2 separate regions of the Homo sapiens genome follow, and region 1 is linked to region 2. A link is an interaction called in ENCODE POLR2A ChIA-PET data of the cell type or tissue named here. Cell type or tissue: PC-9. All regions are shown on one strand. Links, peaks and the distances in the headings refer to the core of each region. The heading gives the core; the rest is flanking DNA.

The links. Peaks named below come from ENCODE experiments on the same cell type or tissue, not always from the same donor. Only the 100,000 strongest peaks of a DNase experiment are listed, where the experiment ranks them.
Region 1: POLR2A ChIA-PET joins it to region 2 with 6 read pairs; 4 of 35 experiments call an interaction of 5 or more read pairs at or near these places.

Annotation. Positions count from the first base shown.
Region 1 is chr1:15,536,596-15,543,885 of GRCh38, reverse strand. It overlaps DNAJC16 (DnaJ heat shock protein family (Hsp40) member C16), which reads right to left. Exons shown (of 15, transcript NM_015291.4): 4 at 7,072-7,290. It also overlaps SCARNA21B. Among named protein-coding and RNA genes, the nearest start is that of DNAJC16, 13 kb to the right of the region's middle. In PC-9, for the core only: no CTCF peak of the experiment used is centred there; no DNase peak of the experiment used is centred there.
Region 2 is chr1:15,753,348-15,760,637 of GRCh38, reverse strand. FBLIM1 (filamin binding LIM protein 1) reads right to left here and starts at 1,843. Exons shown (of 9, transcript NM_017556.4): 1 at 1,790-1,843. RefSeq lists enhancers at 1-34, 3,711-4,490, 6,233-6,732, 6,733-7,234. In PC-9, for the core only: no CTCF peak of the experiment used is centred there; no DNase peak of the experiment used is centred there; H3K4me3 peaks cover 811 bases.

The DNA of each region.
Region 1 (7,290 bases), core at 704-5,703, 220 kb after region 2:
ACAGCTCCATCCTTCCAGTTACTCAGGGCAAAAACTGTAAGCGTCATCTTTGGCTTCTCTTATCTGTTGCACCCCACATCCAATCTGTCGGCAAGTCTTGTTGGTTTTCTCTTTAGAAAATGTCTGGAATTCAACTGTTTTTCATCACTTTCATTATATGCCCTGCTCTGAGTCATCATTATCTCTCCTGCCTATGTTGCTGCAATAATATCCTAAATGCTCTCCCCCTATTTCTCCCTGTCTCCTGACAGTCTGTTCTTAACATAGCAGCCAGGCTGCTCCTCCTAAAACATAAAAATGGATCACATCACTCCTCTGCCCAAACCCTGCAAAGACCCATTTCAGCTGGAATAAAATGCACAATCCTCACAGAGGCCAACAAGACCCTTTGTGTTTGGCCCCTGGTTCCCCATGCCCTCTTCTTCCACTCCTCCAACAGCCTGCGCCAGTCCCCAGCGTCCTTGCTGTGCTATGAAGACAGTGGATGCTCCTGCCTCAGGGCCTTGGCTGTTCCTTCAGCCTGAAGTGTGCATCTCCGTGACTTCTGCGTAGCTGACTTCTTTACCAACTTCAAGTCCTGAATGCGGCCTACCTTGGCACCATATTTAAAACAGTACTCCCCACACTCAGGGTCCACACACAACCTGCTCACTTTAACTTTTTCCACAGCGTTTACCATCTTCTAAGGTACCACCCACTTTCCTTCTGTCAATTGTTTATTGTCTGTCTCCCCTTCTAGAATGTAAGCCTCATGAAGATAGGGATCCCTTTGTAGTCCACTGATGTATCCCCAACACCAGACCAGAGCCTGGCACATAGTAGGAGCTCACTGAAACTGGGCCATCAATCTATTTAATTCATTTATTGTTGCACACTGAAGTTGTGAGAGAGGAAAAACCAACCTGTTTTTCCTACTCACACTCAACACAATGCTTTCCCTGACACTCATTGTGTAAGAGATGGGGTCTCACTATGTTGCCCAGGCTGGTCTCAAACTCCTGGGCTCAAGCGATCTTCCTGCCTCAGCCACCTGAGTAGCTGGGATTCCAGGCACGTGCCACTATGCCCAACTCAATGCTTCCCTTCTGACACCACACGCTGTGGGGGTGGGGGTTCCCCATAAATCCTCCAGCAGACACCAATTGGGTATCAACTCAGTTCTGACACTATCTACCCAGAGGAAGCATCAGGTCCTGCAGGTGAAGGGTTCAGTCCCGTAAGACTGCTCCCACTTCAGACGCCAGAAGTCCCAGGTTGTGTCCTGTACTTCCAACCAACTGGCTATAAATCAAAGGGTCCCATGACCCTCCTTGGGTTCAACTAACTTGCTCGAGCTGCTCACAGAACTCAGGGGAACATTCCTTATGGTTACTCATTAGGTATAAGGGATATTACAAAGGAGACAGATGATCAGCCAGAAGGAAGAGAGGTACATGGTAAGGTATATGGAAGGGTGGGAGCATCCTGCCCTCCCAGGGCTCACCACCCTCCAGGCACCTCCATGTGTTCAGCCACCTGGGAACTCTCAAACCCAGTAGTTCAGGGATTAAATATATATATATGTTCATTTTTTTTGCCAGTAAATGTGAGGCTAGGACACCCCAGGTGAGGCTCCTTACTCAAACGCCTCTCCCATACGGGAGGATGCCTGGGCCCTCTACTGTAGGCTTGGCTGAGGGGAGGTGGTGTAGACTGAGCCCACCCCCCAGGAAACCGAGCCAGAGTTCAGGGATTTTTATGAAGGCTTCATCATACAGGCGTGATCAATTATTAACTCAATCTCCAGCCCCTCTCCTCTTTCTGGAGGATGAGGGTGAAACTTTCAAACTTCTAATCATGGTTTGTTTTTTCTGGTGACCAGCTCCCACACAGGGGCCCACTAAGAGTCGCCTCAATAGAACAAAAGATGCTCCCATCCTGCAGGAAATTCCAAGGATTAGGTGCTCCATCTCAGGAATCAGAGTCAAAGATCAAATACGAGAGCAAAAGATTATCTTAGCACCCCTATTGATCAGGCAATCTCAAGGGTGTTAGGAGATCTGTGCCAGGAACTGGGAACAAACACCAAAATATACATATATTTCTTATTATAAAGCACAATATTAAAGTTGCTTTTAGCCTAATTCTTAACATTATAAGGAATGCTGACGGGCATCCTTGTACATCTTTGTACATACATCTTTGTGCATACATCTTTGTGCTCTTGTGCGCTTATTTTCTAATTAGTAAATTCCTAAAATGAAATTGCTGAGTAAATGGCAGGGATCCCAAACTTAATGTTTTAAAACTGCTGAGCAGACTAAACCAAGCTCTCTGTAGGCTACCTGACTTTGACTGTTGCAGTCTCTCAAGGGCAGGAAAGGAGGAGCCTTAGGAATTGTATAGTCCGCTTCCCTCATTTTACAGATACAGAGAGAGGTTCAGAGAGGTAAAGTGACTTTTTCCAGGTTGCAGAGCTGACAGAATTGCAGAACAAGAATCCAAATTGGATTCTTGGCTCTTCTCTAGAGCCAAGTACAGTATACTATATCACACTGCAGTCATTAAAAATAACTATGGAACAATGTCAATAAATGGAAGCATACAGAGAATTATATGAGCAGAAGAAAGAAAAAGAATAAAGCAGGCACATACATTGGGAGATTTGGTCATTCGTAAAGACAGAAGAGACATCACCTAGGGAGGTCAACTGGCTACAAGACAAAGGCCCAAGGGAGGGATTATCACTTCTTGAGTGCCTTCTTTAGCACACCTAGAGCTTTATATACATTATACTTTTCATACTCACAATCATTCTGCAAGGTAAGTATTGCTATCTTTATGGCTAAGGAAACTGAAGCTGGGGGAGGGTGAGGCATCATGGTTTGTGTGCAGTGGAACCAGGATCTGAATCTAGTTCTAGCTGACCACAAAGCCTGGACTTCTTACTGCCTCCAATGACCAGTTCTGCCCCAGGTTCTGAACATTAGAGGGATCAATTTCTCAGTGACTGACTCACCCTAAATGACCTTACCAGGGATTGCTATATAGATTGAATGCCAATTTATGAACTGATCCTGGGAAATATGCCTTTCTAGTAACTGTGCCATTCAGTATACGTTATACCAGACCGAGCGCACACAGAAACCTGAATTAGAAACTGAAAAGTTGGCTGGGCACGGTGATTCATGCCTGTAATACCAGTGCTTTGGGAGGCTGAGGCGGGAGGATCGCTTGTGACCAGGAGTTTAAGACCAGCCTTCACCATCTCTTTCGTATCTCCTGGAGTTTAAGACCAATCTTCACCATCTCTATTTTACCTATAAGAAAACTGAGACATGGAGAGGTGAAGTCCCAGGGTGACAGAGTTGGCAAGTGACGGTGATGGGATCTGAACCCAGGAAGTCTGGCTCTGGGATCTGTGACGATTAACGTGATGAGTCTAAAAAAAAGTTAGCTGGGCATGCCCGTGTGTGCCTCTAGTCCTAGCTACGTGGGAGGCTGTGGTTGGAGAAATAGAATAAAGAATGATAAATATTTGGTGTTTTACATTTGTGGTTTTTTTCTTTTCTTTTTTTTTTGAGACGGAGTCTCATTCTGTCGCCCAGGCCAGACTGCAGTGGCGCAATCTCAGCTCACTGCAACCTCTGCCTCCCTGGTGCAAGCAATTCTCCTGTCTCAGCCTCCCCAGTAGCTGGGATTACAGGCACACACCACCATGCCCAGTTAATTTTTGTATTTTTAGTAGAGACAGGATTTTACCACATTGGTCAGGCTGGTCTCGAACTCCTAACCTCAGGTGATCCACCCGCCTTGGCCTCCCAAAGTGCTGGGATTACAGGCATGAGCCAACATGCCCGGCCACTTTATTTTATTTTTTGAGACAGAGTTTTGCTCTGTTGCCCAGGCTGGAGTGCGGTGACTCGATCTTGGCTCACTGCAACCTCCACTCCTGGGTTCAAGCAATTCTCCTGCCTCAGCCTCCTGAGCAGCTGAGATTACAGGCACGCACCACCACGCCTGGCTAATTTTTGTATTTTCAGCACAGACGGGATTTCACCATGTTGGCCAGGCTGGTCTCAAACTCCTGACCTCAAGTGATCTGTGCACCTCAGCCTATCGAAGTGCTGTGATTACAGGCGTGAGCCACCATGCCTGGCCAATTTGTGGTATTTTTCTTCCCGAAAAGATATTTAAAGACAGGTACAATGGCAGGCACCTCTAATCTCAGCTACTTGGGAGGCTGAGGCAGCAGGACTGCTTAAGCCCACGAGGTTGAGGTTGCAGTGAGCCATGATTATGCTATTACACCCTGGCCTGGGTGACAGAATGATGTCTCTTAAAAGAAAAAGAAAAAAAAAAGCCAGGCGTGGTGGCTCACACCTGTAATCCCAGCACTTTGGGAGACCGAGGTGGGCGGATCACGAGGTCAGGAGATCGAGACCATCCTGGCTAACACGGTGAAACCCCGTCTCTACTAAAAATACAAAAAAATTAGCCGGGCGTGGTGATGGGTGCCTGTAGTCCCAGCTACTAGGGAGGCTGAGGCAGGAGAACGGTGTGAACCTGGGAGGCGGAGCTTGCAGTGAGCAGAGATCGCACCACTGCACTCCAGCCTGGGCGACAGAGAGAGCCTCCGTCTCAAAAAAATAAAAAAAAAAAATAAAATAAAAAGGCATATGTGACTTATTTCAGAAACATTATTTGATGTTTATATAAATTGATGCTTCTGGCTAATCTGCACACCCTCGGGAATTAAAAATACTATACTGAGGCTGTGAGAGGGTCTTCCGTGCATTAGTAAACATCTGTCATACCCATAATTTGAGATGCCAAACAGCTCTCACTAAGCAATCCTAAACACATATCACACCCTTTAGGGAAGTTTTTTCCCCCCTCAGCTGCACATACACATTAATTTTCTCTCCACCTTTGAATAGGCCTTAGGGGATGGCACAGAGCCAACTGGAAGAACACGCCACTCGAATGTGGCTAAATACAAACATGCTGGTACACTAACCACAAGATGCAAAATAACGTGAAATGAAACAAAATCAAGAACACAGAGCTAAAGCAGAAAAATGCGTTATTTTTGCCAGTATTTAGGATGACTTTTTTTCTAGACAGTATGAGACTCTTATATACTTAGAAATCCTTAAAAGATAGGAATTAGTCTTTTTTTTGTTTTTCTGAGACAGAGTTTCGCTCACTGCCCAGGCTGGAATGCAATGGTGTGATCTCAGCTCACAGCAACCTCCAACTCCAGGGTTCAAGTGATTCTCCTGCCTCAGCCTCCCGAGTAGCTGGGATTACAGGCACGTGCCACTATGTCCAGCTAATTTTGTATTTTTACTAGAGACAGAGTTTCAGCATTTTGGCCAGGCTGGTCTCGAACTACTGACCTCAGGTGATCCGCCTGCCTTGGCCTCCCAAAGTGCTGGGGTTACAGGCATGAGCCACTGCGCCTGGCCAGGAATTAGTCTTCCTTTTTTTCTTTTTATTTTTTTTTCTTGAGACAGAGTCTCGCTCTGTCACCCAGGCTGGAGTGCAGTGGCACGATCTTGGCTCACTGCAACCTCTGCTTCCCGGGTTCAAGCGATTCTCCTGCCTCAGCCTCCGGAGTAGCTGGGACTACAGGCACCCGCCACCACTCCTGGCTGATTTTTGTATTTTTAGTACAGATGGGGTTTCACCATGTTGGCCAGGCTGGTCTCGAACTCCTGACCTTGTGATCCACCTGCCTCAGCCTCCCAAAGTGTTGGGATTACAGGTATGAGCCACCGTGCCCAGCAGTCTCTCTTTTTAAACAGGAAGTCATGGTGAATAAATTGCCAAACCCAGGTAATCACTGCCTGATCATCCAAATTGAGTTTCCCTAAAATGATATTTGATTTCAAGATGCTCAACTTCTGGGCCACGCTGGTAGCTCTGCCTGCACCTTCCAGCAAGCACTAAATGTGCTGAGATGATTGAGGTATGTTTCTTATGTGAGTTTCCTGGGCACAAGGACCATGATTTACTTATTTCTGAAGCAGTACGCGCGCAGTGTTTAAGACGGTCAGACTCCTGGGTCCAACCCAATACTGATGCTTATGGGTAGTGTAATAATGAATTAGTTCCTTAACCTTCAATGCCTTAGTTCCCTCACCTGTAAAATAGAGATAATAATAGTCTCTCCTTCATTGAGTTGCTCTGGGGACAAAAATAATGCACAGAAAGCATTTACCACAATGCAAGGGAACTGAAATGTTCAATAAAAATTATTATTATTATATATCCTTTAGTGTCTAATACAGTAATTGGAACATGAAAGTTGACTGAGAAAAAAGTTTCAAACGAAGGTATCTGTTTCATGGGCAAGGAGTTAGAAAATACAGAAGGAATTTCTTGTCATCTTTGTCTACTCCTTCAGTAAAACATTATTCTGTGCTTGCAAATGTGAGGTCAGTGTTAATTCTCTGTGTATATATTTTCTCTTCAACCAAATGGTGAACTCAAGGTCAGGGATGGTGCTAGTTCTGGGCCCTCTTCCACAGCACACTTCTCTTTAAACACTGGATGCTTTTACACACTAGTTTTTACCAGTGTGTGACTGAAGATTCCTTAGCTGACTTCCAACCCCCTTCAAGGCTCAGCTCACAATAAGTAAAAAATTGGTGCTTCGGAGTCACAGAGTTGAAGAAAGCAGACTAATACATTTAAGAAAGATTTTCAAAAAGGGTTTATAGAATAGGCAATTTAAAAAACCTGCTTTGGGGCCAGGCATGGTGGCTCCCACCTGACATCCCAGTACTGTGGGAGGCCGAGGCAGGCAGATCACTTGAGGTCAGGAGTTTGAAGCCGGCCTGGCCAACGTGGTGAAACCCTGTCTCTACTAAAAATACAAAAATTAGCTGGGCGTGATGGTGGGTGCCTGTAATCCCAACTACTCGGGAGGTTGAGGCAGGAGAATCACTTGAACCCGGGAGGTGGAGGTTGCAGTGAGCCGAGATCACACCACTGTACTCCAGCCTGGGCAACAGAGCAAGACTCCATCTTGAAAAAAAAAAAGTCATCTATATAAATATCTTTCAGTGAATAAAATTATCTTACCCAATTCTTCCAGTTCTTGAATGACTTCTTTCCACACAGGCTCGATATGAATGCAGCTAAAGCACCAATCGGAGGTGATCTTGATGAGGTAGGGTTTCTTGAAGCTATCTGGAACCACTTCATTCACATAATGTGAAAAGTGCAATAAATACTTTTCGTCAATTGAGTCCCGCCGTTCAGAATTAAAAGGGAAGTGAAAAAAGGATTCATCAAAATAAA
Region 2 (7,290 bases), core at 1,572-6,571:
CCCACAGTCCTCCTTCCTACTCCTTGTTCCCTACAAAGAAAAAAAAAAACAAAAAAACCTCTGGGGCCACCTCTAAGCTCTGTTCTTTTTTTTTTTTTTTTTTTTTCTGAGACAGAATCTTGCTCTGTGGCCGAGGCTGGAGTGCAGTGGCGCAATCTCAGCTCACTGAAACCTCCACCTCCCAGGTTCAAGCGATTGTCCTGCCTCAGCCTCCTGAGTAGCTGGGACCACAGGCACACGCCACCACCCCTGGCTAATTTTTGTATTTTTGGTAGAGACAGGGTTTCACCATGTTGACCAGGCTGGTCTCAAACTCCTGACCTCAAGTGATCCGCCCTCCTCGGCCTCCCAGAGTGCTGGGATTACAGGCTTGAGCCACTACACCCGGCTTAAGCTTTGTTATTTATTTATTTATTTTGAGACAGAGTCTCATTCTGTGGCCCAGGCTGCGCAGTGGTGCGATCTCGGCTCACTGCAACCTCCGCCTCCTGGGTTCAAGCGATTCTCGTGCCTCAGCCGCCGAATAGCTGGGATTACAGGCGCGCGCCACCACACCCGGCTAATTTTTGTATTTTTAGTAGAGACGGGGTTTCACCACGTTGGCCAGGCTGGTCTCCAACTCCTGACTTCAGGTAATCCGCCCGCCTCGGCCTCCCAAAGTGCTGGGATTACAGGCGTGAGCCACCGCTCCCGGCCAGCTTTGTTCTTTAATGACCGGATAAAGCAGTCTACCTTTGGGTACGGAATTAAATTTAGGCAGAAGTGGCGGGGTGTGCCCCAACCCCTCCCACCCTGCAACTTAGGGGAGGGGTTCCCTCAACCTCTTTCCCACCCCAGGGAAACAGAGGAGGTAGAGAGCTGGGTTCACACGCGGCCCCACTTCTTTCCTGCGGGGTGACCCCGAATAGGTCACAGAAACTCTCTGGCCTCGTTTTTTCATAAAGTGAGAATGAGTGTGTCCCTAGGGCGGCTGAGAGGATATATAAGGAAAGAAGACTCAGGGTCTAGGCCCTTGGAAGGTGCAAAGAGAAGGACAGCTGGTTAGGCAGCAGCTGAGAGGGAGAAGCAGCCCGGGGGCTGGGCTCGGCTGGGGGTGCCTCCAGGACCCGGACAGAACCTACAGCGTCATTAAGAGCAGGAATCTGGGCGCGGCCCCAGCCTCTCCCCGGGGTCCTCAGGCTTGGGTGGGAGGTGAGGGGTAGGGGCCGACGCCAAGATCATCCCAGGGCACACACCTGGGTATCGCCCATCTCCACACCTTCTCAGCCCCCGACGGGCGCGTGAGGCCCAGAGAGGAGCAGCCCCGGGACCCGTCCCTCCCCTTGCCTGACCCTGGCTAGGAAAAGGGGCCTGGAGCGCCCCCGGGCTCCGGAAACGCGGGACCCTCCGCAGGCAGCCGAGCAGGGCGGCCGCCGGGGTCACCGCTGGGCGCCGCCGGAGCTTTAATTCGATCCATGTGCGGGACTCCGGCCTTTTGTGCGGGAGCTTCCGCCCTGCGCGCCGGGTCCCCGGCTCCCGCTCCCGGGCTGGGACTCGGCCCTCCGCCGGCCTCACTGAGCCCTCGCCCCGGACCTGCCGACTCCCCGACTCCGGGGAGAGAGACCAAGAGACTGGGACGCAAAGGGCGTGAGGACCGCACCCCCCACCCGCAGGCCCCTCCAGGGGCGCCGCGCCGGGGGTCCCGGCTGGCGACCGAGCAGGCTCCGGCCGAGCACTGCCGGCGCTGTCACCTGTGTGCACCGGGGACAGGGACGGAGGGACGCGACCCCCACCCACCCGGCCCGCTTACCTGGGCCGCCCGCGCCCCGGCGGCTCCGATCCGACGCCCGAGCCAGCGGAGCCCGGAGCCGCTGGGCCTCCCGTCCCCTCCGCCCGTCCGCCCTCCCCGCCCCCTCGGCTCCCTCCGCCCCGCCGCCCCGCGCCGCTTTACCATAAAAGGTGAGGCTCGGGGGGAGGGGGCGCGGGATTCCCGCCCCGCGGAAGCGGCCCCTACCTGCCCCCCAACCTGCCCGGCCGCGCCCCGCGCCGCCCCTTCCCCCTCCCTTTGTTCCCTGGACGACGCCTCCCCTCCCCCTTGGCACAGGCCAGGGGGTGGGAATGGGGGGGAATGGGGATGGGGGCGATGGGGGAATGGGAGGGATGGGGAGTGGGGGTAGGAGAATGGGGAGTCGGGGTGGGTTTCCTTCCCTCCCCGCTGCCCATCCCCTCGCGTTCTTCATGGACCCCGAGTGGTCCCTGCCGTCCCCCTTCCCTCGCTCTCCTGGGTTGGCAACCCCACCTACCCTGTCCGGCGGAGGTGAGCGCTTACTTTGGCTCTGGGATCCGCCAGGGTCTTGCGTCAAACCGACCAGGGTTCTGCGGCCGTTTACTAAGCGTGAGACCCGGAGCAGTCACGCCACCTCCTGAGCCTCAGTGTCTTCATCTGTAAAGTGGAGGTAGCCACTGCCTACCTCTCCAGGTTGGCCTGAGGATAAAAGGTGACAGTTACAGCCAGGACTGTGATTAATAGTGGTTAATATATGCTGGGTTGGGGGCTTTTTCCGGGAGTGTTCCTGAGGGTGGGGGTCTCGGAGACCCCCAGTGGAGCAGGTCACCTTGTTCTGCTCTCCTGAGCGGTAAGCCCTCTGCAGGTGGGTCCCGGTGTCCCGGGGGACAGGCCGCTCCAGGAGCTCTGGAAGGCAGGGCCCGGCTGGCCCTGTGGCTGAACCCCTCCCTCCACATCCAGTGACCCTCCCCCTCCCAGCTGGAGCAATTAGGACGGGAGCGGGAGGGGAGGCAGAGCCTGGACTCTGGGGCCCGGGATGGGGCCGGGATGGACTGCCTGGGTCCCTGGAGGCCTCAGGGACATTGTGGGGAAAGGAATCTGGGTCTGATTCAGAGGCAGACAGATTGTTCTTTTGATTAAAGCCACAGTGGCTGAGGCTTGAGGAGCGCTGGACCCAGCGCCATCTGCGGGGTGGCCAGACAGGATCTGGCCCGTCCTGCAACCCCTCAGCTACAGTCACCCCTCCAGGGTGGCTCTGGGGCTGTTTCTGAGGGAGGCTGGTTTATGAGGGTCAGAGGAGGCTGCCTCCGCCCTCACCCACTGATCATCGCCCCTCCCATCCCTCTTGTCGCCCCTTTTCCCATTTGATCCTCTCAGCCAAGCTGCAGTAACAGCAGCAGTCCCAGGAGCTGCCATTGATAGGGGCTTTCTAGGTGCTGGTACCCATCCTCATCCCCATCCTAATCCCACAAGAGCCATGAGCACCAGGGCTGATGATTCCTGTTCACGGTCAAGGACACTGAGGCCCCGAGAGGCTCAAGGCCACACTAGGGGCAAATGGCAGAGCCAAATTCAAACCAGAGCCGCTGTGTCCCTGGGCACACAGCTCTGCTAGTCTCAAGAACAGGTACCAGTGCCATCCTTTACAGAATCGGAAGCTGGGGCTTGGAGGTGCTGAGAGTTCTGTGCAGCAGGGCGAGGCTGGGACTCAAGGCTGTCTGAGTCCCTGCTCGGCTCATTCCTGGCTTGGCAGTGATATCCTGCCCCTGCCCCCCAAAACTCCAGCTTTGCAGCACCCTTTGGAGGAGACTTCCCCATACCCTCTGAACGACAGAGACGGGAAGGACTCAAAGGAGGAAGGTGCGATCTGGGGGTTTTCAGGCGCTTTTGGCTGTAGAACCCCTTTGCAAATGCTTAGTGACCCAGAAGTTTATTTAAGAGATAAAAGTGGAGCTGCCTGCCCTCACCTCCATGACAGCCCCTGAACCACCTGTTGCACCCCCAGGTGGGATAGTGAGGCAACGAAGAGTTGATTTGGGGCCTTGTTCAAGGTCACACTGACTTAGTCTAGGACCCAGGCTTCCCACATTTGCTCTGGGACAGTCCAAGGGGAATGAGGGGTTCAACTGCCTCTGCTTACCTGCCTCCAGCACCCCAGGCCACCTGTTCCACCGCCACCACTGCTCCCGGATGGAGGGATTCGTCCTGGCCCGCAGCAGCTCGGGTGTCGATGTCACCGATCGGCAGGTGCCAAACTTCCTGCAACGGAAACCCAGGAAGTGCGCTGGATGAGAACACACGCCCTTTGTCTGCCAGCTCAGAGGCTCTGCTGCCCTCCGCCCTCCCTGCCAGGCTCACAACGGCTTTCTTCTCCCTTAGATGGCTCCAGCAGGCAAGGGGCTCAATCTTCTATTAGGATGGTGGCAGCTGAGACCCTGAGTGGCAGGGAAGGGGTGGAAGAGAGGTTTGAGGGCAAGTCTGCTTGCCGGGGCGGGGGTGGCACCTCCACAGTGGAGAGCTTTGACTGAGCAGACACTGACCGGGCACCTACTGTGTGCAATGCATGAGTCAAGGAGCCGACGGGATCAAATCAGACATGATCAGTCCTTGTCCCCACAGTCCTTACAGGGAGATTGGGTAGAGCAAACCATAAAGCAAATTAACATAACAATAACCAATAGTAAAAGGTGCTATGAAGGAATGGACAAGGGGTCTGAGACAAAAGGGGGTGGGGTGGGTGTGGGGTGTGGGGTGTGGGGGGAAATCCTCTCTGAGGAGGTGAGGGTTAAGCTGAGATGGGGAGGAGCCAGTGTGAGAATAGGGACGAATATTCCCAGGGAAAGGGGGCAGAAGGGAAAACATGGGCTTTAAAGGTCAGAGGTCAGCTTGGCAGACAGCCTCAGAAGCCCCTTGGGCCTCCCAGCTCCTTCCTCCATCCTCCATCTTCCACCCTACCTGCTTGGAGTCAGGTCAGTCCAATGCTTATTTCCTGGGCGCTGCTGTGTGTGGGGCCCTGTGCTAGGCAGGGCGGGGAGAGGAGCAGCATAGAGAAAAGGGAGCTCCCCCATGGTGGCCGGGTCAGATGGGGACACAGATACAGCTGTGAGTAACATCAGTATCTGGGAGTGATTCCAGCTCTGCCACTTGCCAGCCTTGGGCAAATCACTTCTCTCTGGGCCTCAGTTTCCTCTTGCAACCGAGGGGTTGCCAACCCAGGTTTGTCCCTTGTGGCTTCATAGCAAGAATCTGGTGGGGTAAATGTGGGTAAAAATACCTGATGCTCAGTAGGTGTTCAGAGATGAGTTCCTTTGCTCTCCCTACCACATGAAGGATAGAAGTTTTAGTAAGAGGGACAAAGTTCTGAAGGGAAGGGAAGGACGTGACTTTGTCCTGCAAGAGAATCCAAGGAACATCCATGGCTCCTGATAGCCAGCACTACTTTCCCTGATTCTGATAACAGCACTCAGTTTCTGTTTGGGGAACCTCTCTTCCACTCTCAGTGCCTGGTGTATACATGACCCATGTCCAGCCAATCATAGTGGCTGTTAGTTCTAAGATCAGCTCTCTGGGCTTGTTGGCTGGCAGAATACAAGCTTGACACCACTTTTGCCCCCCACTTGGACCACCACAGAGGACAGCAGAGCAAAGAGATAGGAAAGAAAGATAACTGATTTCATCAGCTGCTGGATCCAGCCATACCTGCAATCCTACTACCAGACCTCCAGAGTCAATGCATTTTTTTCCCTTACTTTTTATTTTTTATTCTTTTGAGACAGTCTTGCTCTGTCGCCCAGACTGGAGTACAACTATGGGCTCCCTTACTTTTTCTTTTTTCTTTTCTTTCTTTCTTTCTTTTTTTTTTTTTTTTTTTTTTTTGTTTTTTGAGACAGAGTTTTGCTCTGTCACCCAGGCTGGAGTACAGTGGCACGATCTCGGCTCACTGCAACCTCTGCCTCCCAGGTTCACGCCATTCTCCTGCCTCAGCCTCCCCAGCAGCTGGGACTACAGGCGCACGCCACCATGCCCGGCTAATTTTTTGTATTTTTTTTTTAGTAGAGACGGGGTTTCACTGTGTTAGCCAGGATGGTCTTGATCTCCTGACCTCGTGATCTGCCTGCCTTGGCCTCCCAAAGTGCTGGGATTACAGGCATGAGCCACCGTGCCCGGTCCTTACTTTTTCTTAAACCAGTTAAAATTGTATTTCTGCAGTTATTTGTTGCGCTTTTTTTCCTTGTTCTAAATAAATAGTCAGTCATGAGGCTGGGTGCAGTGGCTCACACCTATAATCACAGCACTTTGGGAGGCCGAGGCGGGCGGATCATTTGAGTTCAGGAATTTGAGACCAGCCTGGCCAACATGGCAAAACCCTGTCTCTACTAAAAATACAAAAATTAGCCGGGCGTGGTGGCAGGTGCCTGTAATCCCGGGTACTCAGCAGGCTAAGGCAGGAGAATTGCTTGAACCTGGGAGGCAGAGGTTGCAGTGAGCTGAGATCGCACCACTGCACTCCAGCCTGGGTGACAAGAGCAAAACTCTGTCTCAAAAAAAAAAAAAAAATAGCTCTGCGTGGTGGCGGGCGCCTGTAATCCCAGCTACTCGGGAGGCTGAGGCAAGAGAATTGCTTGAACCCTGGAGGCAGAGGTTGCAGTGAGCCAAGATCGTGCCACTACACTCCAGCCTAGACAACAGAGCAAGACTCCGCCAAAAAAGAAAAAAGGAAAAAAAGCCAAGTGGGAATCGACCAGGCCACAGCTAGAGCCACATGGTGTCCACTCTCAGGCTCCAATCCTGTGTCCCACTGCCTCACCCAGGCAAAGCCCAGCTTCCCAAGACCTGGCTGTGACAATATTGTCTCCGCGTTAATCCCGCTCTGGTTTAGGGGCCTGAACTGGCTCTGACCAGGCGTGCTGGTTCCCACGGCCAGACCGTCCACTCAGCGAATCAGCACAGGCTCCAGGGTGAGGGGGTGAGAAGTGTGGGAGAGGCCAAGGAGGGGCCTGAGGCTCAGCAGACTGAGGGGGCCCCTCCTCGCCCTAGGCCTTGCTAGTCAGGGCCCTTCTGCCCCTTATTTGGGAGGGTCCTTGAGCTAGCCCCAAACCCTCACTGATCCCAGCCCCCTCCTTGAGCCCCCATCCCACTGGGACCCTCTACTCCCAGCAGCATCTATCCCAGCATCTGCCCTTGCTGATCTATCTCCGCACCCTCAAGCCCTGAGCCTCCTCCTTACTAAAGCACAATGTGGCCTGGAACCTGCCATTGCCCCTGTGGGTCTCGCCCTCTTCTCTCTTAGCCAGAGGTGGGCTTATTGTGAAGTTAATAAAACTTATGCTCATGGCCTCACTTCCATGGCCCCTGTGAAGGCTGGGAGTTGCTGGGAGTTACAGAGTGTTCTAGACAAGGAGAGAAGCTGGTTTCACTCAGGAAGCATGTCCATGAAGAACGCCTAGCAAACTGTCCAGGGAGACATCAGAAGAAGGACCCAAATCTCCAAGTCTCCAGTCATTTGTTGTGCTTTTTCTCTTTGT